2 separate regions of the Homo sapiens genome follow, and region 2 is linked to region 1. A link is an interaction called in ENCODE POLR2A ChIA-PET data of the cell type or tissue named here. Cell type or tissue: HepG2. All regions are shown on one strand. Links, peaks and the distances in the headings refer to the core of each region. The heading gives the core; the rest is flanking DNA.

The links. ChIA-PET counts read pairs that join two places held together with the same protein. Peaks named below come from ENCODE experiments on the same cell type or tissue, not always from the same donor. Only the 100,000 strongest peaks of a DNase experiment are listed, where the experiment ranks them.
Region 2: POLR2A ChIA-PET joins it to region 1 with 16 read pairs; 3 of 35 experiments call an interaction of 5 or more read pairs at or near these places.

What each region holds. Positions count from the first base shown.
Region 1 is chr14:23,878,186-23,889,822 of GRCh38, reverse strand. All of the region lies in intron 2 of LINC00596 (long intergenic non-protein coding RNA 596), which reads left to right. Among named protein-coding and RNA genes, the nearest start is that of LINC00596, 19 kb to the left of the region's middle. In HepG2, for the core only: no CTCF peak of the experiment used is centred there; a DNase peak (open chromatin) is centred at 5,662; H3K4me3 peaks cover 1,412 bases.
Region 2 is chr14:23,628,866-23,640,502 of GRCh38, reverse strand. It overlaps DHRS2 (dehydrogenase/reductase 2), which reads right to left and starts at 4,139. Exons shown (of 9, transcript NM_005794.4): 1 at 3,731-4,139; 2 at 1,499-1,676; 3 at 1,147-1,324; 4 at 608-709. The coding sequence starts at 1,638. In HepG2, for the core only: a CTCF peak has its summit at 4,650; DNase peaks (open chromatin) are centred at 3,422, 4,022 and 4,448; H3K4me3 peaks cover 2,183 bases.

The sequences.
Region 1 (11,637 bases), core at 4,536-7,035:
AGCTGATTTTTTTCAATCATTTTTTCTTCTCTTATTTTCAAATATTTAATTGACAATTTAGATTGTGTATCTCACATTCGAAGTGTACAATGTGACGATTTTATATATAAATGCATTGTGTAATAATTATCAAAATCAAATTAACACATCTGTCACCACCCATGCTGTATTTTAACTCTCCAGAACTTGTTTATCTTATGACTGAAGGTTTGTCCTCTTCGATCAACATCTCCCTATGTCTCCTTAACCCCCATCGCTGGCAACCATTATTCTACTCTCTGTTTCTATAAGTTCAACTCTTTTAGACTCCACATATAAGTGAGATCATACAGTATATGTCTTTCTGTATCATTTATTTCATTAAACATGTTGTCCTTCAGGTTGATTCATGTTGTCACAAATGGTAGTGTTTCCTTTTTTAATGGCTGAATATTTGTCATACACACACACTCACATATATATAAACACACACCACAATTTCTTTATGCATTTATCCATCGATTGACACTTAGTAGTTTCCAAGTCTTGGCTATTGTGAGTAATGCTGAAATGAACATGGGAGGGCGGGTATTTCATCGAGCTACTGATTTCGTTTCCATTGCATATATACTCAGAAGTGAGATTGCTAGATCATATGGTTATTCTAGCTTTAATTTTTGAGGAAACTCCATACTGTTTTCCATAATGGCCATATCAATTTACATTTCCACTAATAGTGTACCTGTTTCTCTCCATCCTTACTAACATATATCTTTTGTCTATTTTGATAACAGTCATCCTGACATGAGAGGTGACATCTCATTGTGGTTTTTATTTACATTTCCTTGGTGATTAGAGATGTTGAGCACCTGTTCATGTAGCTGTTAGCCACTTGTATGCATTATTTGGAGAAATATCTATTCAGGTTCTTTGCCCATTTTAAAATTGGATTATAAGTTTTTGTTATTAGGTTGTATGACTTCTTTGTATATTTTAGATATTAATCCCTTATCAGATATATGGCTTACAAACATTTTCACCCATTCGGTAAGTTGCCTTTTTGTTTTATTGTTCTTTTTTTTGTGCAGAAACTTTTTAGCTTGATGTAGTTACTTATTTATTTTGCTTTGGTTACTTTTGCTTTTGGTGTCATATCCAAAAAGTAATTGCAATGACTAATGCCAAGCAACTTTTTTTTCTATTTTTTTCTAGAATTGTTATGGTTTCAGATCTTACATTTAAAAGTCTTTAATTCAAATCAAGTTAATTTTTGTGAGTGGTGTAAGATAAAGGCCCAATTTTATTCTTTTGCATGTGGACATTCAGTTTTCCCAGCACCATTTATTGAAGAGATGATCCTTTCCCCATTGTGTGTTCTTAGTACCTTTGTCAAATATTAACTGATTGTATATGTGTGGGTTTATTTCTGGGGTCTTGATTCTGTTCTATTGATCTATTTATCTGTTTTTATGTCAGTACCATACTGTTTTGATTACAATGCTTTTGTAATATACTTTGAAATCAGGAAATGTGATGCCTATAGCTTTGCTCTTCTTTCTCAAGATTACTGTAGCTATTTGGGGTCTTTTGTAGTTCCATACGAATTTTAAAATTGTCCTTTCTATTTCTGTGAAGAATGCAATTGGAATTTTGACAGGAATTTGATTGAATTTGTAGATTGCTTTGGGTAGCGTGAATATTTTCACAATACTAATTTTTCCAATCCATGAACATGGAATATCTTTCCATTTATTTGTATATTCTTCAATTTCTTTCATCAGTATCTTATAGTTTCCAGTGTACAAGTCTTTCACCTCCTTGGTTAAATTTATTCCTAGGTATTTTATTGTTTTCGATGCTATTATAAATGGAATTATTTTCTTTATTTCTTTTTCAGATATTTCATTGTTAGTGTATAGAAATGCAACTAATTTTTTTGGTGTTGATTCTGTAGCTGCAATTTTACTGAATTTGTTGATTAGTCTTAATAGTTTATTGGTGGAGTCTTTAGAGTTTTCTTATATAAAATCATGTCATCTTCAAACAGAGACAATTTTACTTCTTCCTTTCCTATTTTGATTCCTTCCTTCCTTCCTTCATTTCCTCCTCCTCCTCCCTTTCCTCCTCCTCCTCTTCCTTTTCTTTCTTTCTTCCTTTCTATCTCCTTCCTTCCTTCCTTCCTTCCTTCCTTCCTTCCTTCCTTCCTTCTTCATTGCTTGGCTAGGACTTACAGTACTACGTTGAATGGAAATGATGAGAGTGGGCATCTTTGTCTTATTCCTAATCTTAGCAGAAAAGCTTTTGACTTTTCACTGTTGAGTATGATACTAGCTGTGGGCTTGTCATATATGGCCTTTGGTATGTTGAGGCACATTCCCTCTATACCTAATTTGTTAATAGTTTTTACCATGAAAGGATGTTGTGTTTCATCAAATGCATTTTTTTTGCATTTATTGATGTGATCATATGATTTTTAGTTTTCATTCTATTAACATAGTGTATCACATTTGTTGATTGTATGTGTTGAACCATTCTCACATCCCAAGGATAAATCCTTCTTGATCATGGTAAATGATCATTTTAGTAGGCTGTTCAATGTGGTTTGCTAGCATTTTGTTGAGTATTTTTACATCTATGTTCATCAGGGATATGGGTCTGAAATTTTATTTTCTTACAGTGTTTTTATCTGGCTTTGGTGTCAGAGTATTGCTGGTCTTATAAAATGAGTTTGGAAGAGTTTTTTCCTCTTCAATTTTTTGGACAATTTTGAGTAGGATTGGCATTAATTCTTCTTTTAATGTTTGGTAGAATTCACCTGTGACACTAGCTGGTCCTGGAATTCTGTTTGTTGGGAGATTTTTTTTTTTTCAAGAAGTAAGCTTAAATCTCATGTTGGGAGGTTTTATTAAAAATTATTAATTCAGGCTGGGCACAGTGGCTCACGTCTGTAATCCTAGTACTTTGGGAGGCTGAGGTGGGCAGATTACCTGAGGTCAGGAGTTCAAGACCAGCCTGGTCAACATGGCGAAACCCCGTCTCTACTAAAAATACAAAAATTAGCTGGGCGTGGTGGTGCATGCCTGTAATCCCAGCTACTTGGGAGGCTGAGACAGGAGAATTGCTTTAACCTGGGAGGCAGAGGTTGCAGTGAGCCCAGATCGTGCCACTGCACTCCAGCCTAAGCAACAGAGTGAGACTCCATCTCAAACAAAACAAAAAATTATTAATTTAGTCTCCTTTATTTATTTATTACTTACTTGTTCCTGCTCTATTCAGATTTTTAAATTCTTCATGATTCATTCTTGGTAGATTATATAATGCTAGGAATCTATCCATTTCTTTTAGATTATCCAACAGAAGGAAAATTGGAAAATTTACAAATATGTGGAAATTAAACAATGCAACTCCTGACCAATAGGTCAAAGAAGAAATAAAATGGAAAATCAAAAAAATCTTGAGAGAAATGAAAATGGAAACAAAACATGCCAAAACTTTTGGGATGTAGCAAAAGCAGTTCTAAAAGGGAAATTTATAGCTATAAATGCTTACATTAAGAAAAAAGAAATATCTCATATAAGCAATCCAACTTTACATCTCAAAGAACTAAAAAAAGTAGAACAAATGAAGCCCAAAGTTAGCAGAAGGAAGGAAATAATAAATATTAAAGCAGAAATAAGTGAAATAGAAAACAGAAGAAAAAAAGAGAACTTAAATAAATATAATTAAAAAAAATCTTAATCTCTCTCACAACCATGGTAGAGAAAACCAGACTGCGAGATTAATATTACAAGTGTAACCAGTTTTGCCAACTTAATAAAGAAAGCTATTATTTCTCCAGTATTCTCCAAAACCCAAATAATTATGAAGTCTACTTCCCCTGAGGAGTTCCCTTCCCTGATATGTCCAGAAAGCACTTGATAGTTACCTCAAGGCTCAGGACCAGCCTGGGCTGCTCACCAGTATCACTAAGAACTTCCTTGATGTGGAAGGATCCAACAGGCCCTACCAGAATGCCACTGCCCTGGAAGTTGCCTCAGCTGGGCTGCTATGGCTGTTGCCACCAGCACTTCTGCCAGCTCTTCATTTAAAGTCTTCGTTCTGCCTTTAAGTTGCAACTGTCTCAATTACTCTCCTCCTCCCGCTTCACCTCAGTCTAATCAATCCTCTCAGAAAAGCACTTAAGCTTCCAAGTCACAAAATAAAATTTAAAATATTTATTCTCTAGAAGCCATAAAGGAGCAGATTGATAAATTTAACTGTGTTAAAATTTAAAACTTCTGTTTGGCAAAAGACAAGACAGACTGAAAATGTAATTGCAGAACATATGATAAAATGGCTAATTGCCTTAATTTGCAAAATAACTCATGCAAATGAATGAGAAAGTAAAACAACTCAGAAGAAAATAGACATGTTATAAGAACAGACAGTTCACAGGAAAAATATAAATGGCCTGTAAAATTATGGAAATATACTTAGTCTTGCACGTATTTAAAATATGGAGATAAAAACATCAGTAAGATAGAATCTTTCAACTTATAGATTGGTAAAAAATTTAAAAAACCTTTATACTATCTAGAGCTGGAAAAAGTATGGAGCAATAGGTACTTTCAGATTTTTTGATGAGATTTTGTATTGTTGCAACCTTTGGGAAGGCAATTTGGTAACATCTATCAAATATTTAAGTGTATGTGTATTTTGACTGTTTTGACTGAGAAATTTCATTGCTTGGGATTTACATTGTGAATATGCTTGATAAAATTTCCTATTAGTGTATGTGCAAGAATATTTGCAGAGGCATTGTTTTAAAGGAAACAAAAATGTTATTCCCAAATATACATTTTAGATGTATTTTAAGATGGTTATTCAGAGGGCCTGCAGACAAGAATAGCCCAGAAAAGCTGCCTTTTCTGGAGGAGATTTCATCTGTAGAGAAAAATCTACATTAGTGAAATAAAGCTAGGCTTTCTCTGAGGCACCCTTTTTTAGTCCAGATCTAGGAAATATTAACTCAAGCGCAGGCTACCGTCTACTCTTTCTGAGAGCTGCTACCTGCGAGGTTTCATCTACCTAATAAGACTGCCTTTGGTAGCCATGCCTTTCCTCTTCTCTACCTCCCATAACCTGTATTGCGGTGCTCCAAGCTCTTTTCTTTCTGTAACCTCAAGATGGTATAAAAGCATCAACAATCTGGCTCTTTGAGTTTTATATTTTGTATGACTCCTGTGAATACATGCGCATGTTAATACATTTTGTATGCCCTTCCTCCCTTAAGTCTGCCTTTTGTCAGTTGATTTTCAGTGAACCTTCAGAGGGCAAAGGGGAAGTTTTCCCTTGGTCCCTACGGTTTAATAGTGTGATCTGAGAGCCCAAAATAAATGCCCCTTTATCAACTAAGATAGACTCTAAGGTTAAGGAAACAAAGTTACCTACGAGTGGAGCATTCAGAGCCCAGCTGGCACGGCAAATTTCTAAATTCCCAGGACTCTAAACTTCCTAACAATAGCAGCCATTGGACCTCTCCTAAATCTGATTTATAACCCAGACTACTGTAATTCTGATTGGACAGAGGACTGGCCTTACAAACACTCTTTTCTGATAAGCTACTGTAAACATTAAGCCAGTTTCAGTCAGCTTATAGAGGCTGTGGACAAACGGTCTTTGTGCCGTACGGTTAACCTTTTGATGTAAAGAGCCAAATTCCACCTCATTTCAGTGCTAAAACCCTGTTTCAAAGTAAACTTGAGATGTATGTAACGTGTGTTTACTCGTTGCTCATTTGCTCAGCTCCCCTCATAAATATGTATAGCTTTTCCCCAAACCTGCTGAATATGTATGGCTCTATTGTGTAACACAGACCCATGAGGAGTAAAACCCAAGCTGTTCCCTCCCCCTACAAAGAGAGACCACCGTCAGTCCGTGCTGGTTTGCTGGTTTCTCTTCCCAACTTACAAACCAATATCACCAATAAAGCTCTCCTTTCTGCTATTTAACCATCGTGGTGGTCTTTTGAATGGCAACAGCGAACAATTTAAAAAGCAAACTCGTTTAATAGCAAGCAACTTAAAAAGCCAAGCTTAAGTATCTATTGATAGGAAAATTAAATTGGAGTATATAAAAATAATACAGCTGTTTAAAAGTGAGGTAGATTTGTAAGTGCTGAAAGGGAAAGATGTCCAAAGTATATTATGAAACATAAAGAACAGGGTACAGAGTAATATGATGTAAATGAGAATTACATGGCCATAAAGACATGCTAGTAGATGCATTCAGCATTTTTCTAGGAAATGTACAACACACACACACACACACACACACACACACACACACACATTAACAGCAGTTGCCATGGAGAAAAAAGCCATGGAGGAATATTTTATTTGAGCTTTTTCTTCTTTTGGACATACAGGGTTGGGTTAAACACAGTCTTCAGTTCATGGCATGCCCCGTCATTGGTTTAGACAGGCCCCTTAGAGAATGACAGGCCTCATTCTCCACTTTCATTTGCCTCCTTCTCCTTTAAAGAAAACCCTTCTGTTTAATGTATGTGGTATTACTTGCATGTATTCTTGTAAAATGTGTATTGTCTGTTTGGTATGTTGTATTCATTTTTATAACTGATATGTGCGATGGATCCTATTTTTTCACTCAGCATAATGCATGACACTCTGGGTGTGTGTAGTCGTTGCTTCTAACTGCTGATGGTACTCCACATTTTTCCTATCTGCTTTATTCTAGATAGATATCTGGGTCACTTTCAGTTCCTCTCCATCACAGTGTGAATAAACATCCTCATACAGGTACTCAAGTAAGCTACAGTGTGAGGTTTTTTTTTTTTTTTTTTTTTCCAGTACACATCCAAAAGTGGATCTTGATGGTCATGAAGCACAATGATATAGAACTAAGAACTGTCAGATTGCTCTTTAGGGTGGCTGCGCCTGTCTACATGCCCACCAGTAACATAAGAGGACACTTCTGTCCTCACATTTCTGCTAATACTTGGCATTGTTCAGCTTTATAATTTTTGCCAGCATAATAAAGTAATGTCGTGTTATTTTAAAAAGTTGAATTATTCTCATAGCCAGTTTGGGCCTCTCCTTATATACTTGCCAGCCTATTTGATTTCCTCTTTTTGCAAATTGTTTATTTCCTTTGTTCATTTTTCTTTTGGATTTTCTGCTTTTTAATCTTAATTTTAATAGCTTCTTGTATATCTTAGATACTGTGTTAGTTTTTAAAAAACATTAGGGATAGCAAATAACACAAAATTTGTCACCTGTTTGTTAACTTTGATCATGTTGTACTTCCTTGAATAAATTTTCTTAGTTTGATGCAATTGACTTAATCAGCTTTGGCCTTATGATTTGTTCTTCTGCTGTTCTTTAGAAGTCCTTCCCTGCCTGGTATTGTTAGGAAGATATTAACCCACAATATTTACCATTGACTTATAATCTTTTGCCTTGAAGTCTTTAATCCTTCTAGAGATTTCCTTGTATATATACTCTGGTAAGTAGGGATCCAGTTTGATTTTTTACCTCTAATGAGACAGTTTTTCCAACATCATCTCGTAAACAATTTGTCCTTTTGTCAATCAACTGTGATGCAAGATTTACTGTATATCAAGTTCTTATTATGGGTACAAACTTTTTCTCAGTTCTTTGTTATATTCCATTGTCCATGTTTTGTCCTTGTGCCAGTATCATACATTATTTAATTTTTTATCATGAGATATAAGACAAAGAAAAATGCACAAAACATAAATCTCCCACTTAGTGATTCAAAATGAGCGCCTAGCTCATTACCACTCAGGTTAAGAAAGCACACTGCCAAGAACCCAGAAGCCCCTGTGTGTTGCTCAATTTCTGATGCCTTTCCATTATCTTAAGGCAATCATCCTCCCAAAGTAACTAGCACCCTGACATTTATGATGATTAATTTCCCACTTAAAAATACTTTATTAAGCATATATTTATAAACCCTACACTTTAGTTCTGCCTGTTTTTGAACTTTATATAAAAGGAATTATACAGTATGCATTCTGTGTAGCCTGGCTTATTTCACTCAACATTATTGATGAGATTCATCCATGTTGTTATGTGTAGTAGCAGGTTATTGTTTTTCACTTCAATCCCAGTTTTCAGTGGTAGATTAAAGAAACACTCACAGTCCTTCACTCTTTCCAATACCCATGCCTTTTGCAATGTGACTTTAGAGCTCCTCCCATGAAGAAATGGGGTCTAGTTCTCTTCCCTGGAATCTGGGCTGGCATTGTGGCTTCCTTTGGCCAATAGAATATGGTCAGGGTGACCACACGCCTATTCTGAGCATAGGCCTCCAGCAGCCTGTGTGCTTCTGCTCTGTATTTCAGGACTCCTGCCTCAGCCACATGAAAAAGGCTGGGCTAGACTGCTGGAGAATGATGTATGTGGAACACAGCTGAGTAAGCTTGGTTGTGTGGGCTAAGCCCTCAGAAATTAAAAGAATCTCACAGATGCATGAGGCAGCTCAGTTGAGACCAGAACTCCCCAGCTGAATTCAGTCTAAATTGCTGATCCATAAAATTGTGAACTCAATGAAAAGTCACTAAGTTTTGGGGTAGTATGATAGACAACCAATACATATTTCATTGATGTCTGTACCACAATTGATCCATTCTACTGTTGATAGAAATGTAACTTGTTCCAGTTATATAAATTGCACTTCTATAAATTGTGCTGCTATAAAACATTCTTATCATGCCTCCTAGGGCATATGTGCATGCAGTTCTATTGGGCATATATCCAGAATTGAAATTTCCTAAATTTTTTTTTTTTTTTTTTTGAGATGGAGTCTCGCTCTGTCGCCCAGGCTGGAGTGCAGCGGCACCATCTCGGCTCACTGCAAGCTCCACCTCCTGGGTTCACGCCATTCTCCTGTCTCAGCCTCCCAAGTAGCTGGGACTACAGGCACCTGCCACCACACCCAGCTTATTTTTTGTATTTTTAGTAGAGATGAGGTTTCACTGTGTTAGCCAGGATGGTTTCAATCTACTGACCTTGTGATCCACCTGCCTCAGCCTCCCAAAGTGCTGGGATTACAGGCGTGAGCCACCGCGCTGGGCCAAAAAATTTTTTATAGCTACATAATAGTTTTACATATTTATGGGGTTTGATATTTTGATACAAACATACATTGTATAATGATCAAATCAGGGTAATTGGGGTGTCCATCACCTCAAGCATTTATCATTTATTTGTGTTAGGAACATTCCAATTTCACTCCTCTAGTTATTTCAAAATATACAAAAATTACTATTAACTATAGTTGCCCTATTGTGTTACCACTGGATCTTACTCCTTCTATCTAACTGTATTTTTGTACCTGTTAGCCAACCCCTCTTCATCCTCTAATCACCTCCACAGTTCCCAGCTCCTGGTAACCATCAACCTACTCTCTATTTCCATTAGATCGACTCTTTAGCTCCCATATATGAGTGAGAACATGTGATATTTGTCTTCCTGTGTCTGGCTTATTTCACTTAATATAATGTCCTCCAGTTCCATCCATGTTGTTGCAAATGACAGGATTTCATTACTTTTTATGGCTGAATAATATTTCATTGTTGTATGTGTACCACCATTCGTCCAATGATGGTTACTTAGGTTGATTCCATATCTTTGCTATTTGTGAATAAACATGGAAGTGCAGATATCTCTTTGATACACTGATTTCCCTTTTTTTTTTTTTTGGATATATAGCCATCAGTGGGATTTGCTGGATCATATGGTAGCTTAATTTTTAGTTTTTTGAGGAACCCCCATATTGTTTTCCGAAATGGCTGTACTAATTTATATTCCTACCAATAGCGTATGAGCATTCCCCTTTCCCCACATCCTCACTGGCACCTGTTGTTTTATTGTCTTTTTGATAAAAGTCATTTTAACTGGGTTTAGATGATATATCACTGTGGTTTTGGTTTGCATTTCTCTGATGATTAATGATGTTGCACATTTTCTTCACATACCTGTTGGCCATTTGTATATCTTCTTTCAAGAAAGGTCTGTTCACATCTTTTGCCCATTAAAAAAATTGGATTACTTGTTTTCTTGCTGTTGAGTGGTTTGAGTTCCCTATATATTCTGGTTATTAATCCCTTGCCAGTTGAATAGTTTGCAATTTTTTTCCCATTCTATAAGTTGTTTCTTCACTTTGCTATTCGTTTCCTTTGCTGTGAAGAAGCTTTTTAGTTTGATGTGATCCCGTTTGCCCATTCTTACTTTGGTTGCCTGTGGTTTTCAGGTCTTACTCAAGAAGCCTTTGCCCAGACCAATGTCTTGGACAATTTCCCCAATGTTTTCTTCTAGTAGTTTTATAGTTTCCGGCCGAATTGGAATTTTTAGCTCATAGAGTATTATATCTTTACCTTTAATAGTTAATGACTTTATTTATAAAATAGCTGTATGAATTTATACTTCTATCATCAGCATATAAGAGTTCTCATTGCTTCACATTCTGTGCCAACACATGGAATTGAAGAAACATTGAAAAGTTTGCCTTTGAGTTCAGGAACAAGACAAAAATGCCCACAAATACTACACCTTTTCAGTGTTATACTGGAAATCCTACCCAGTGTAGTAATTCAAGAGAATGAGTAAAAGGCATAAATATTGGAAAGGAAGAAATAAGGTGTTATCATTCATGGATCATCTGATGATTGGATATTTAGAAAATCCGAAAGACTCTATAGATAAATTATCAAAATTAATACATTTAACAAGTTGACAGAACAAACTTCATATTTGAAAATAATTTACATTATTATATATTAGCAGCAAAGAGGTAGAAAACAAAATAAAAAGAAAGATGCTATTAATAATAGCATAAAATATTAAATAATTAAGAATAAATAAAGCACAACATGTGCAAGCCTTTTGTGCAGAAGTCTATTTAAATTACAAATCTTACTTAATGGAGGGAGGTATTATGTCTGTGGTTGGATGACTCAGTATTATATACATTTTCCTTAAGTTTGTCTACAGATTCAATGCAATACTAACAGGTTTGTTGAATTGTTTCTAATGCGAATATACTATAATTCTCTTTAAAAACCTTTGTATGTAATATTTCTTTTAGCTCTGACTGCCTCCATGATTTCCTTATTATCTTTGATACACAGAAGTTTGAATGTCATCTATCTAGGGGTAAGTGTGTGTGTGTGTGTGTGTGTGTGTGTGTGTGTGTGGTTTTATTTGTTTTTATTTTGCTTGAGGTTCTCTAAGTTTCTTGTACCTCTGGTTTGATATCTTTATTGATTTCAAAAACTTCTTGGCTGTTATGCGTTAACTATTTCTCTTCTGCTCTATTGTCTGTCTTCTCATTTTGGCCAATTACACATATGTTAGACAGATTATATTGTCCCACTACTTGTGGATGTTCTGTTCTTTTTTTTTTTTTCTTTTTTTGAGACAGAGTCTCACTCTGTCTCCCAGGCTAGGGTGCAGTGGTGTGATCTTGGCTCACTGCAACCTCCACCTCCTGGGTTCAAGTGATTCTGCCTCAGCCTTCCAAGTAGCTGGGATTACAGGCACACGCCACCACGCCTGGATAATTTTTGTATTTTTAGTAGAGATGGGGTTTCATCATGTTGGCCAGGCTGGTCTCAAACTCCTGACCTCAGATGAC
Region 2 (11,637 bases), core at 2,965-5,464, 250 kb after region 1:
CTTCAAGGCATTTTACAAGGTCTCTCCCGGTCCCTTGTGGACAAGGTAGCAGAATCCTTGAATGGACTTACAGCAGGCTGGGATGTCTAAGCCCCCGGAATGCTGATGGCTGGATCTGGTCCTGTCGGCAAGTTTGTGTGGGACTCAGTGAGGAGCCCCCTTCTAGGAGAGACAGTCTCCGCTACAGGCACAGGTCACCAAAGAAAAACACAGTATCCGTATCTTCCCCTACAAAAGGGTGTACCATACAAAAATGTTTGACTCTTACAGAGAGACTCTGACTAACCATTCACAGCTGTATCCCTAGAGCCTGGAATAGTGGTGCCTGGCAGACAGCAATAAATACCTGCTGAATGATTAAATGAAAAAGTGATGAGAAGAGAAAACAAAGCAGAAAGTGTGGGGGCCAGATTTAAGAACCAACAAGCCAGAAAGTAGCATCCGGGCACATTTTGGGAGACAGCTGGCCAGGCAGGACTACCACCCAGGGCCTGCTTCTCCCATAACCTCTGGAGGGAAACAGAGTCTTGGTGGGCACAGGCATGCTGGAGCCCAGTGCAGAGCTGGAATCGGGCCCTCAGCCGCCTCCCCAGGGGAGGCCTCTCACCTTGTCCCAGATCTGCTCACTGGTCCCCAGAGTGCTCCCTACCAGAGGGTTGACCCCTGCGCTGCACACCAGGAAGTCGACGCCCCCACAGTGCTCCAGGGCCTGCGGAGAGGAGATTGGATGAGTGTGGAGATGGCCTGAGGAGGACTATCCCTCCCAGGGCAGCCCAGGTCATAAGGCCTTCAGGCAAAGCTTGCAGAGCTCCTAAAGGAAAATGACCTAGGTGTCCCAAGGGCAGGCTCCTGGGGCCAGGCACTGAGAGAGGAAGGTCTGCTCCAGGAGTCCCTCTGGGGACCTCCCTCACCCCTTCAGACTCCTCCTCCACAGTGATTCTCCCCGGGCCTGGGGGTGGGGTGAGGGTCCTCTCACGAACAGGTCACTTTCCTGAGGGACCTTCTGGGTAGCGAGGTTAGCTTGGGCAGCCTGGGTGCAGTCATGGTCTCAGGACATATTCTAGACCCACCCCACAAGGGCCAAGCAGTGAAGGAAAGGTTCTGCATGTTCCCCTCTCTGTGTCCTTCCACCGCCTGCCCCCTCACCTTGGCCACCAGCTGCTCCCGGTCCTCAGCCTTCCCCACGTGGCACACAATGCCCGCCACACTCAGCCCCTCCCCCTGCAGCTTGGCCATGGCCCGGTCCACGTTCTGCTGCTTCCGGCTGCTGATGACCACGTGGGCCCCGTCCCGGGCCAGACGTCGGGCGATGGCAAAGCCGATCCTGAATGCAGAGATGGAGGGCAAAAGTCAGCCTCAGCCTCTCTCCACTGTCCTTCCTCTACCCAGCTCTGGAAATCAGCAAATAAGGCTGGGTCTTGCTTTAAAACCCTGAGTCCTTGTGGAAGCCACAAGGACCCTGTGAGGGGCCAGGACCCATGGGCAATCCAGCACTCACCCACTGGTGGACCCCGTGACCACGGCTACCCGGTTAGCCAGGACGCCCTTCCTGTCTATCCCGGTGCTGCTCATCCTCACAGAAAGCCTAGCACAGGGATGAAACCAGCCCTGGTAGCCCCGGGCAACTGCTGACAGCATAGTGGTTGGTGTCTGAGATGCTTCCTGCTGAATCAGGCCTGGGGGAAAGAATCAATTTCACTTATCACTGATGCCTCAGTGAGCATGAAGGTAATCTACCCTCCTCCTTCCTCCAGACAGACAAGGCCAGCAACAGAAAGTGGCAGAGAGTCAGGCTGGTTAGGGTAAATTTCAAACATGTGAACCTCAGGTCAGGAAAGCAATCCATGAAAACTCCTAAGCTATAAAACTGGGGAAATTATTCACAAATTAAAATGTGAGACTCAACATTCATTAGACAAGGGTGATTTTTCCATCCATTGCATAGCAAACATTGAGCACTGGCAATGTGTCAAGCACTGGGCAGTAGAGGCGGGGACACCTTAGTAAACGACAGACTCAGCCCTGGACCCCAACCATGCAGCTTCCCAGTTAAATGAGATGCCAGGCACCAACAAATAATTATACCAGTTATTAATTAACTGCTTCTGTGTCTGGAATTGGTGGGTTCTTGGTCTCGCTGACTTCAAGAATGAAGCCACGGACCCTCGCAATGAGTGTTACAGTTCTTAAAGATGGTGTGTCCGGAGTTGTTCATTCCTCCCATCCGGAGTTGTTCATTCCTCCCGTCCGGAGTTGTTCATTCCTCCTGGTGGGTTAGTGGTCTTGCTGGCTTCAGGAGTGAAGCTGCAGACCTTCGCAGTGAGTGTTACAGCTCTTAAAGGCAGTGCGTCTGGAGTTGTTCATTCCTTCTGGAGGGTTTGTGGTCTCACTGGCCTCAGGAGTGAAGTTGCAGACCTTCGTGGTGAGTGTTACAGCTCTTAAAGGCAGCGCGGACCCAAAGAGTGAGCAGCAGTGAATCAAGATTTATTGCAAAGAGCGAAAGAACAAAACTTCCACAGTGTGGAAGGGGACTCAAGCAGGTTGCTGCTGCTGGCTCGGGTGGCCTGCTTTTATTCCCTTATCTGGCCCTGTCCACATCCTGCTGATTGGTCCATTTTACAGAGAGCTGATTGGTCTGTTTTATAGAGAGCTGATTGGTCCATTTTGACAGAGTGCTGATTGCTGTGTTTACAAACCTTTAGCTAGACACAGAGTGCTGATTGGTGCATTTACAATCCTTTCGCTAGACACAAAAGTTCTCCAAGTCCCCACCTGATTAGCTAGACATAGAGTGCTGCACCCTTGCTTGTCCTCCTAGACCATGAGGAGGACCGAGAAAAATCGGATTTAGTGGCCCTTACCGACGCATTCTCGAAAACCTGTTAGAGTCCTAAGCATTCTCCTGTTAGTATTGGGAACTTACCCGTGTCCTATAAAGATGTTATGCCCCAAAAATGAAGAAGAGTAACCTGAGGGAGGGAAGGGGTCTCCAGGGTTGGAAAAGTGACACCTTTTGTCCTCACTTATATGAATAGGAAGGATACAATTTCTGAGGCTCCCCCTATCCTAGCTTCAGGAATAGCTTTTGTTAGACCTGCTTATCTGAGGAGGGATTCTAAAATTCCAGATAGTTCCCCCTACAACTGGGCTTTGGGCAAAAATTATGTCTTTCTGATTGGTGAGCCCAGGTGCCTAAAGAAGGTAACAGAGTCCTGAAATTTTTACTAGAAATCATTCTTATAAGAGAAATTAGAAAAGCACCAGAGACAGGGAGTGGTTTTTTAGAAGTGGGACTAGCCTAGGAGAAGAGAGGAGAGAGAAAGTTTGTCTGGCAGGCATTAGGACCCAGCGAGCAAGGGTCAGGATAGATAGGATAGATAGGTGAGTCTCACTTGGGCAACATGCCTTTGAGAGTTCCGCTCATGGCCGCAGGGTCAACCAACTTGTTGTGGGGACTCCGGAGCTGAATGGCTTTCCTCTCTGTTGACCCTCAGCTCAGCCCAGAAGTACAGGAAAAGCGGAAGCTGGTTCCAGGCAAAACAACATTCCCAACTCCACAGAGCCAGGGGTTGTTAGAGATCCCTTTCCCAGAAAGCCTGACACCCACGTTTTTAGTCCAGCGGCTGCGCTAGTCACTTTTAACTGGCCGACAGGTGCCCAGAATTTAGCCACCGAATTCTAAGGAAAAATAGGACAGAATAGCAAATGAAAGGGATCTGATGGTACTCACCACTTGGCGATAGGTGATAGTCTCACCGCTTGGTGATGGTCTCACCACTTGGCAATAGTCTCACTGCTTGGCAATAGTCTCACCACTTGGTGATAGGTGACAGTCTCTTCAAAGTCACCAAAATGTGTACGGAATTGATGGGTTCTTGGCCTCACTGACTTCAAGAATGAAGTTGCAGACCCTTGCGGTGAGTATTACGGTTCTTAAAGATGGTGTGTCCAGAGTTGTTCATTCCTCTCGGTGCATTCGTGGTCTTGCTGGCCCCAGGAGTGAAGTTGCAGACCTTCGCGGTGAGTGTTACAGCTCTTAAAGGTGGCACGGACCCAACGAGTGAGCAGCAGCAAGATTTATCATGAAGACCAAAAGAACAAAGCTTCCACAGCGTGGAAGGGAACCAGAGCAGGTTGCTGCTGCCGGCTCAGGCAGCCTGCTTTTATTCCCTTAACTGGCCACACCCACATCCTGCTGATTGGTCCATTTTATGGAGAGCTGATTGGTCCATTTTACAGAGAGCTGATTGGTCTGTTTTACAGAGAGCTGATTGGTCCGTTTTGACAGAGTGCTGATTGGTGCATTTACAAACCTTTAGCTAGACACAGAGTGCTGATTGGTGCATTTACAATCCTTTAGCTAGACACAAAAGTTCTCCAAGTCCCCACCAGATTGGCTAGACACAGATTGCTGATTGGTGCATTTACAAACCTTTAGCTAGACACAGAGTGCTGATGGGTGCATTTACAAACCTTTAGCTAGACAGAAAAGTTCTCCAGGTCCCCACCGGACCCAGAAGCCCAGCCGGCTTCACCTCTCAATGGCACACACTGCAGGACTTTGCGGCACCTAGCCCAGGCACTCCAGCAGCCCAGAGGGAGCTCATCCCCCAGTCAGGCCCAGCTGGCACCGGCCGGCCCACGGAGCCCCTGCTGGCCGGTGAGTGCCCTGTACAGTGTGGGCTCCTGCCGGCGCCTCTCCCTCCACACCTCCTGGCGAGCAGAGGGAGCTGGCTTCGGCCTTGGCCAGCCCCAGAGAGGGGCCCCCACAGTGCAGTGGTGGGCTGAAGGGCTCCTCAAGTGCAGCCAGAGTGGATGTGGAGGACGAGGAGGCACCAAGAGTGAGCAAGGGCTGCTAGCATATTGTCACCTCTCACTTCTAGTTGAAAAAGCAAAATCAACAGAAACTCTCATTCACTGCTGGGTAGAGGGTAAGTACAATCACTTTGGGAAATGATTTGGCATTATACGGAGAAGTTGAAAATAAAGATCTCTGACTCTGTAGAGGGAACTTGCATCCTGCAGACAGGAGGTCATGTGTGCACCAAGAGACTGTACACACAGGTTCAGAGAAGCCTGCTTAGAATGTTCCAAACTGGAAACAAGTCTGTATTAGTTTGTTTTCACACTGCTATAAAGAACTAACTGAGGCCAGGCACGGTAGCTCACACCTGTAATCCCAGTACTTTGGAAGGCCAAGGTGGGCAGATCCCTTGAGCTCAGGAGTTTGAGACCAGCCTGGGCAACAAGGTGAAACCATGTCTCTATAAAAATTAGCTGGGTGTGGTGGTGCATGCCTGTAGTCACAGCTACTCGGGAGACTAAGATGGGACGATTGCTTGAGCCCAGGAGGTCAAGGCTGTGGTAGGCTGAGATTGCACCACCGTACTCCAGCCTGGGAGAGAGAGCAAGACCCTGTCTCAAAAAAAAAAAGAACTACCTGAGACTGGGTAATTTATAAAGAAAAGAGGTTTAATTGACTCACAATTCCACAGGCTGTACAGGAAGCATGGCTGGGAAGGCCTCAGGAAACTTACAATTAAGGCAGAAGGTGAAATGAAGCAGGCAGAACTTACACAGCTGGAGCAGGAGGAAGTGAGAGCAAAGGGGGAGGTGCTACACACTTCCAAACAACCAGATCTCATGAGAACTCACTCACTATCACAAGAGCAGCAAGGGGGAAATCTGCCCCCATGATCCAATCACCTTCCACTAGGCCCCCTCCTCCAACATTGGGGATTACAATTCGACATGAGATTTGGGCAGGGACACAGACCTAAACCATATCAAAGTCTATATGCCTATTAACGGTGGAATGGATAAACAAACTGTGTTGCATTTCTATAATGGAATACTATACAATAATGAAAATGAATGAGCTGAAGCCACACTGAACAACATAAAGGAATCTTAAAAAATATACTGTTGAGTAAAAGAAGTCAGACACAAAAGAATACATATTATTTGAGTCCACAAGTTTCAACAACAGGTAAAACAATTCTATATTGCTTAAGAAGGCAAACAGGTGACAAAAATACAGAGAAATGCAGGGCAGTGATCACCACAAAAGTGAGGAGAGTGGGTATTTCCGCAGTAGAGCTGTGGGGAGGCAGTTATGATTAAGAAGGTGCAAACAGGCTAGGCACGGTGGCTCATGCCTGTAATCCCAGCACTTTGGAGGCCAAGGCAGGGGGATCACTTGAGGTCAGGAGATGGAGACCAGCCTAGCCAACATGGTGAAACCTCATCTCTACTAAAAATACAAAAATTAGCCAGGTGTGGTGGCGCATGCCTATAGTCCCAGCTACTTGGGAGACTGAGGCAGGAGAGTCGCTTGAACCCAGGAGTTGGAGGTTGCAGTGAGCCAAGATTGCACCACTGCACTCCATCCTGGGTGACAGAGGGAGACTCCGTCTCAAAAAAAAAAAAAAAAAAAAAAAAAAGAAGGGGCAAACTAAAGAGCTTCTAGCGTGCTGGCAATGTTGTATTTGATAAGCAAGTGATGCCTACATGATGTCCATGAAGATATATTATATCACCTATGTATGTGTATACTTTTTACGTATGTGTTATAATTCACAATTTAAAAGTTTAAAAGTAAAGATTACCTGCTCATGGTAAATTTTAAAATTCAAGCAGCTTAAAACTTAATTCAAAAATTAAATCCTCCAATTCCCTTCTCAGAAGAAAATTTGCCAGCATCTCAGATACTTTCTCAAAGTTGTTCTATGCAAAGGGCTTTGCTTTAAATAAGCAAAACTTTCTGATTTTAAACATTCAGTTCACAGAGGGCTTTCATGGAGTATCCTAGCCAGGAAGCAGAGGATCAGTAATGAGTGTCATGTGAGTTCCTTGAACACAGGCTCCACTCCTCCCTCTTGGGGCCCAGGGCTTGAAACACAGGAGTGCTCAATAAGGCTGGTGAGCTAATCAGGCTGGGAAAGTTGCAGGTAGATAGGACCTGCAAGACTGAGGAGGATTTTGACAGGGGCAGCAACAGGATAGATCCTCCTGTCAAGGGGAACAGGCTGAGAGGAAGAATGGAGGGTGTGGATGTCCAGGGTGTTTGGGAGAGAGCAGGGATGCCTATGTGCCTGGAATACAGAGAATGGGGGGCTCATGCCTGAGAAAGCAGACTGCAGTTCTGAATGACTCCAGCAGGCCGGTGCTGATTGAAGCTCTCTGAAGGGATGTCCGTGGAGCTGAGCCAGTTAAACCAGCCACAGACATCCAGGCTGCTGTGTGGAGACCTGTGCCCTCAGGAGGCCCTTCAGAAGGGAACGGTGTGCCTCTGTAGCTATGCGCAGATGTGAAGGCAGGGAGAGGATCTGGCATGGGAGACTCAGGTATGAAGATATATCACCATGAACTGGAAAATGCCAGGGATGCTTGTCTAGGAGACCCTCTTTCACCCAAATCCTAATTTCCCAGCTCCACATTCATGTTAGCCCAGAGGCTCCTGCCTTCCCCTATGTGGGATTCCCATTGGCCTGCCATTCCCTACTCTAATGGAAGAATCTGATGAGCTTCCTGTTGAGAGAGGGAGGGAAGGAGTGGTTCCAGCAAGGGGTTAGTTAGCAGGGCACTCAGGGACTTAGCAGTGTGCTTTTCATGTGGGACAGGACAGTGCCAGGAAGGTGAAGAGAGGCAGGCTCTGGCAGCTCTGGGCCAAGGGGCCGACAGATGTGAACTTGCAGGAGGCTCTGGCCTGGGATGACTCTGTCTACAGACCCTCATCAGTTCCAGACATGCTCTGGCCACTCCATCACCAAGGGACTCCTGGTTACTAAGCAACCCCTGCCTTACCTACTGCATCTCCCCTTGTTCCTTAGCAACTCTTGCATAACTCAGTTCCTTCGAGTTAGGGGTCTGTATCTATAAATTATAAGTGAATGGGTGCTGCTCAGGAATTGTGAAGAAACTGTCTATTAAATATCAGTCTGTACTCAGTGTCAAAATGCAGGCGACCAAATGCTTTGCTTTGGGAAGGAAGCCTTGATTTCCGATTTATATCTCTTCTGATATTGTATTTCCAAAAACAATCTTTGTAGGTCCTAGACCTCCTCCCTCTTTCCTCCCAGCTGCTTCCACTCTGCCTGCTGTTGCTCTCGCTTACTCTCTCACGCCTCTCTCCTTCCTGCAAGGTCATATTTACAGCCTTGCATTACGTGGAGACAAGGGGTTTCAGCTCCTGATTGGTCTACCTTTTCTAAACAGGACACCAGATTCTGAACATTGTTATGCCCCCCCTGGGGAACTCCTCTCCTTCTGCTGCGAGCTCAGATTAACCCCCTTTTGAGGTTGAGAGGAATCCAGTCTCCTTGGCTGGGAGGACAGCAGGAAAAAGAGGACTCGCCTTTTGTCGGGACAGGACGCCCCCTGCTGGAAGGCTAGAGTAACAGCACCTGTGAGATGTGTTCCTAGCTCAGCAAGTCTGGCTGTCCCCTTTCTGGCCTCTAACAGTTCTTACCAAGCCCTGCTTGTCTGAACTTGCCTCAATGTGGTTTGCAGGAAAGCTGACCTATTGTAAGGAAAGGCAACTCTGCCTGGACTGTTGCAGGTAAACAACCTGCAGAGATGAAGTCAGGCCTCCTCTGTCTCCCCTGCTTCCCCTTCCCATGCAAAGCCCCTCTTTTGCCTGGGAGGATGGGAAGAGTGAGCAGCTTCCAAGGCCTCTGGTTCACCCTACCCCACTCACTTATGCTTTCCCCAAAACAGTCAGCTCGGTCAGCTGCAGCAGAATTGACCACAGGTCCTGGGAGCTTAGAATGGTCCCTGAGCCTGGCACTGCCCACTCTGATACCCCTTTCCATGCTTATCAATTCAGATGCCCAAATTTGGGGGTGGGGAAGCTGAATGGGCACACCCTTAACCTAGTCCCATCTTGGAGGTGAATGGCCTTCAGCACTGGTCCAAAGAGAGAAGAGAAGGGAAAAGGAAAGGGGTGGGGGGGGTAGAGGAAGAAAACAAAGATTAGAGGAGAAAGAATGAGAGACATGGAAGAGTTAGAAATATTGAAAATCAGAAAAGAGAATAATGTAAACAGGAAATAAAATTCTAAGCTCCCCAACCAACTGAAAGCACTCCTCTGCTTGGCAAAGGGCATTCCAAAGTCAACTTAAAAAACCAGTGCAGGCCATGATGGGAATACAGGGTTGGACATGCCTCATTATACCCTCCTCCCTTTTGAGTTCAGGCATGACTGACCAGCATTAACAGTAAAATGGAGATCTTAGGGCTGAAAAAACAGACTTTTAGCAATAAGATACCAAATTCTAACCTGACTCTAGTATAGCATCACATGACAGATAGCAGGTCCTGAAAAAAACTGAAGTATTTTACATCAAAATGCATTTCTTTGACATTTTTTGAAATGGCCCTGCAAAGCTGTCTCTTGTGAGGAAAATTTACATCCTATAGAAAATCCCCTTCTCTTTCCAGGTCTTTTCCTGATCCAAGAGAGATTTAACTAAGAGTCTGGCACCTTTTAGGATCTGATAAAAAATATTTACAATCTATTATCTATGATGCCTACTACCTGGAGGCTTCATCTACGTTAACAAGAACCTTGGCTCCCACAACTCCCCTTATCTTAACTACAAACATATCTTTCTATTGACCTCAACTCTTTAGGCAGAGCTTAACCCTTTCAACCACTTGCCAATCAGAAAATCTTTAAATCTACCTGTGACCTGGAAGCCCCCACTTCAAGATGTCCTGCCTTTCTGGGCCAAAACAATGTAATCCTTACATGTATTGATTTGTGTCTCTGCCTGTAGCTTCTGTTCTCCTAAGATGTATAAAATCAAGCTGCAACCCAACCACCTTGGGAATATATTCCCAGGACCTCCTGGACCTGTGTCATGGGTCATGGTCCTCACATTTGGCTCAGAATAAATCTCTTCAAATATTTTACAGTTTGACTCTTTTTCATCAGCACTAAGGAGATATCAGCAGAAGCTGTGTGATCTTGGACAAGTCTGTTCCCCTCTTGCCTCCATCTGTATCACAGTAAAATAAGGGGTTGACTTGGGTGGTCCAAAGGACTTTGATAGCCCCAAGAGCTTTGTATTGATAATCAAAGAAGAAATAGACTGAGCTGCAGACATAGAGGCAGGAAGAAAGAGCATCAACATAAAAAGTGAACAGGAGTGAAGATGGGCAGTTCCAGTCATTATAGACCCAACCCAAGGCAGTGAGGCAAGGCAGCCCCAGCCTGAGCCACATCATGCCTGCCCTGGGCAGTGTGATGCTGGCCCAGGCTTACCTGGCTGTGCACCTGTCTGTCTGGAGTGCAGTTTGGCAGCCCTTCTGTCAGGCAGTCTGCAGCTGAGTATGAGGATGTGAGTAAGCAGCAGGCTGGATTTCAGGCACTGCAGATTCTATCTGAACAACACAAAGATTCCTGGAATTTATAGCCCCAGAATTCAGAAAGGTTGGAGGAGGGTTTCAGAAAAGGCCTCACCCACAACTTGGGAGGAAACCTAGGGGAAGTGCAGGACTTGTTGTCTGAGTAATATTCTGCAGAATGCTGCACATACCACTTAACAAGCATAACCAGCAAAAGAGTCCAGCTGCTTGCTGCTTGTGGAAAGAAGTCAAAATAATAATAGTTATGATAAGAGGGAGCAAGATGTCTTTATTATCCATGCTAGCAGGGGAAGAGTAGAAAGCAATTCCACTCTTCAATTCGTGGAGGGAACGTAGGAGTTTTCAAAGAAAGGGTTTGGAATACAGAATATGACTAATTATATAGTATTAATAATATAATAATAATTAAATTATTTAAATCATTATAACTAGGCTCAAACACATCTTTAGTAATAAAAATAGGAACCATTACAATCAACACATTTTTGCCAATGAGAAATAAGTTTATTTATTCCTGTAGCATAAAAATCCATGCTTCAGGATTCAGCAAACTCTTGGAAAGCATTTTCTGCATCCTGCTGGTTGTGGAAGTGTGTTCCCTGCAAAAAGTTGTCGAGATACTTGAAGAAGTGGTAGTCAGTTGGTGAGAGGTCAGGTGAATATGACAGATGAGGCAAAACTTCAAAGCCCAGTTAATTCAACTTCTGAAGTGTTGGTTGTGCAATGAGTGGTTGGACATTGTCATGGAAAACTGGGCCTTTTCTGTTGACCGATGCCTGCTGCAGGTGTTGCAGTTTTCAGTGCATCTCATCAATTTGCTGAGCATTCTTCTCAGAAGTAATGGTTTTGCCAGGATTCAGAAAGCTGTAGTGGATCAGACCAGCAGACCACCAAACAGTGACCATGGCCTTTTTTTGGTGCAAGTTTGGCTTTGGTAAGTGGTCATTGCTGGTTGTCATATAAAATTCACTTTTCAACTGGATAGTGGTTCACTGTTGTTGCATAGAATAAGAGAAGATGACACTTTAAAATAATAATTTTTTTGACTTTGAGTCAGCTCATGAGGTATCCATTTATTGAGCTTTTTCATCTTTCCAATTTGCTTCAAATGCTGAATGTAGAATGGTCAGCAACTTCTAGTGCAGTTGTAAGAGGATCAGCTTGGATAATTGCTCTCAATTTGTCATCAGCTTCCAATGGCCAGCCACTATACTCCTCATCTTCAAGGCTCTCGTCTCCTTTGCAAAACTTCTTGAACCACCACTG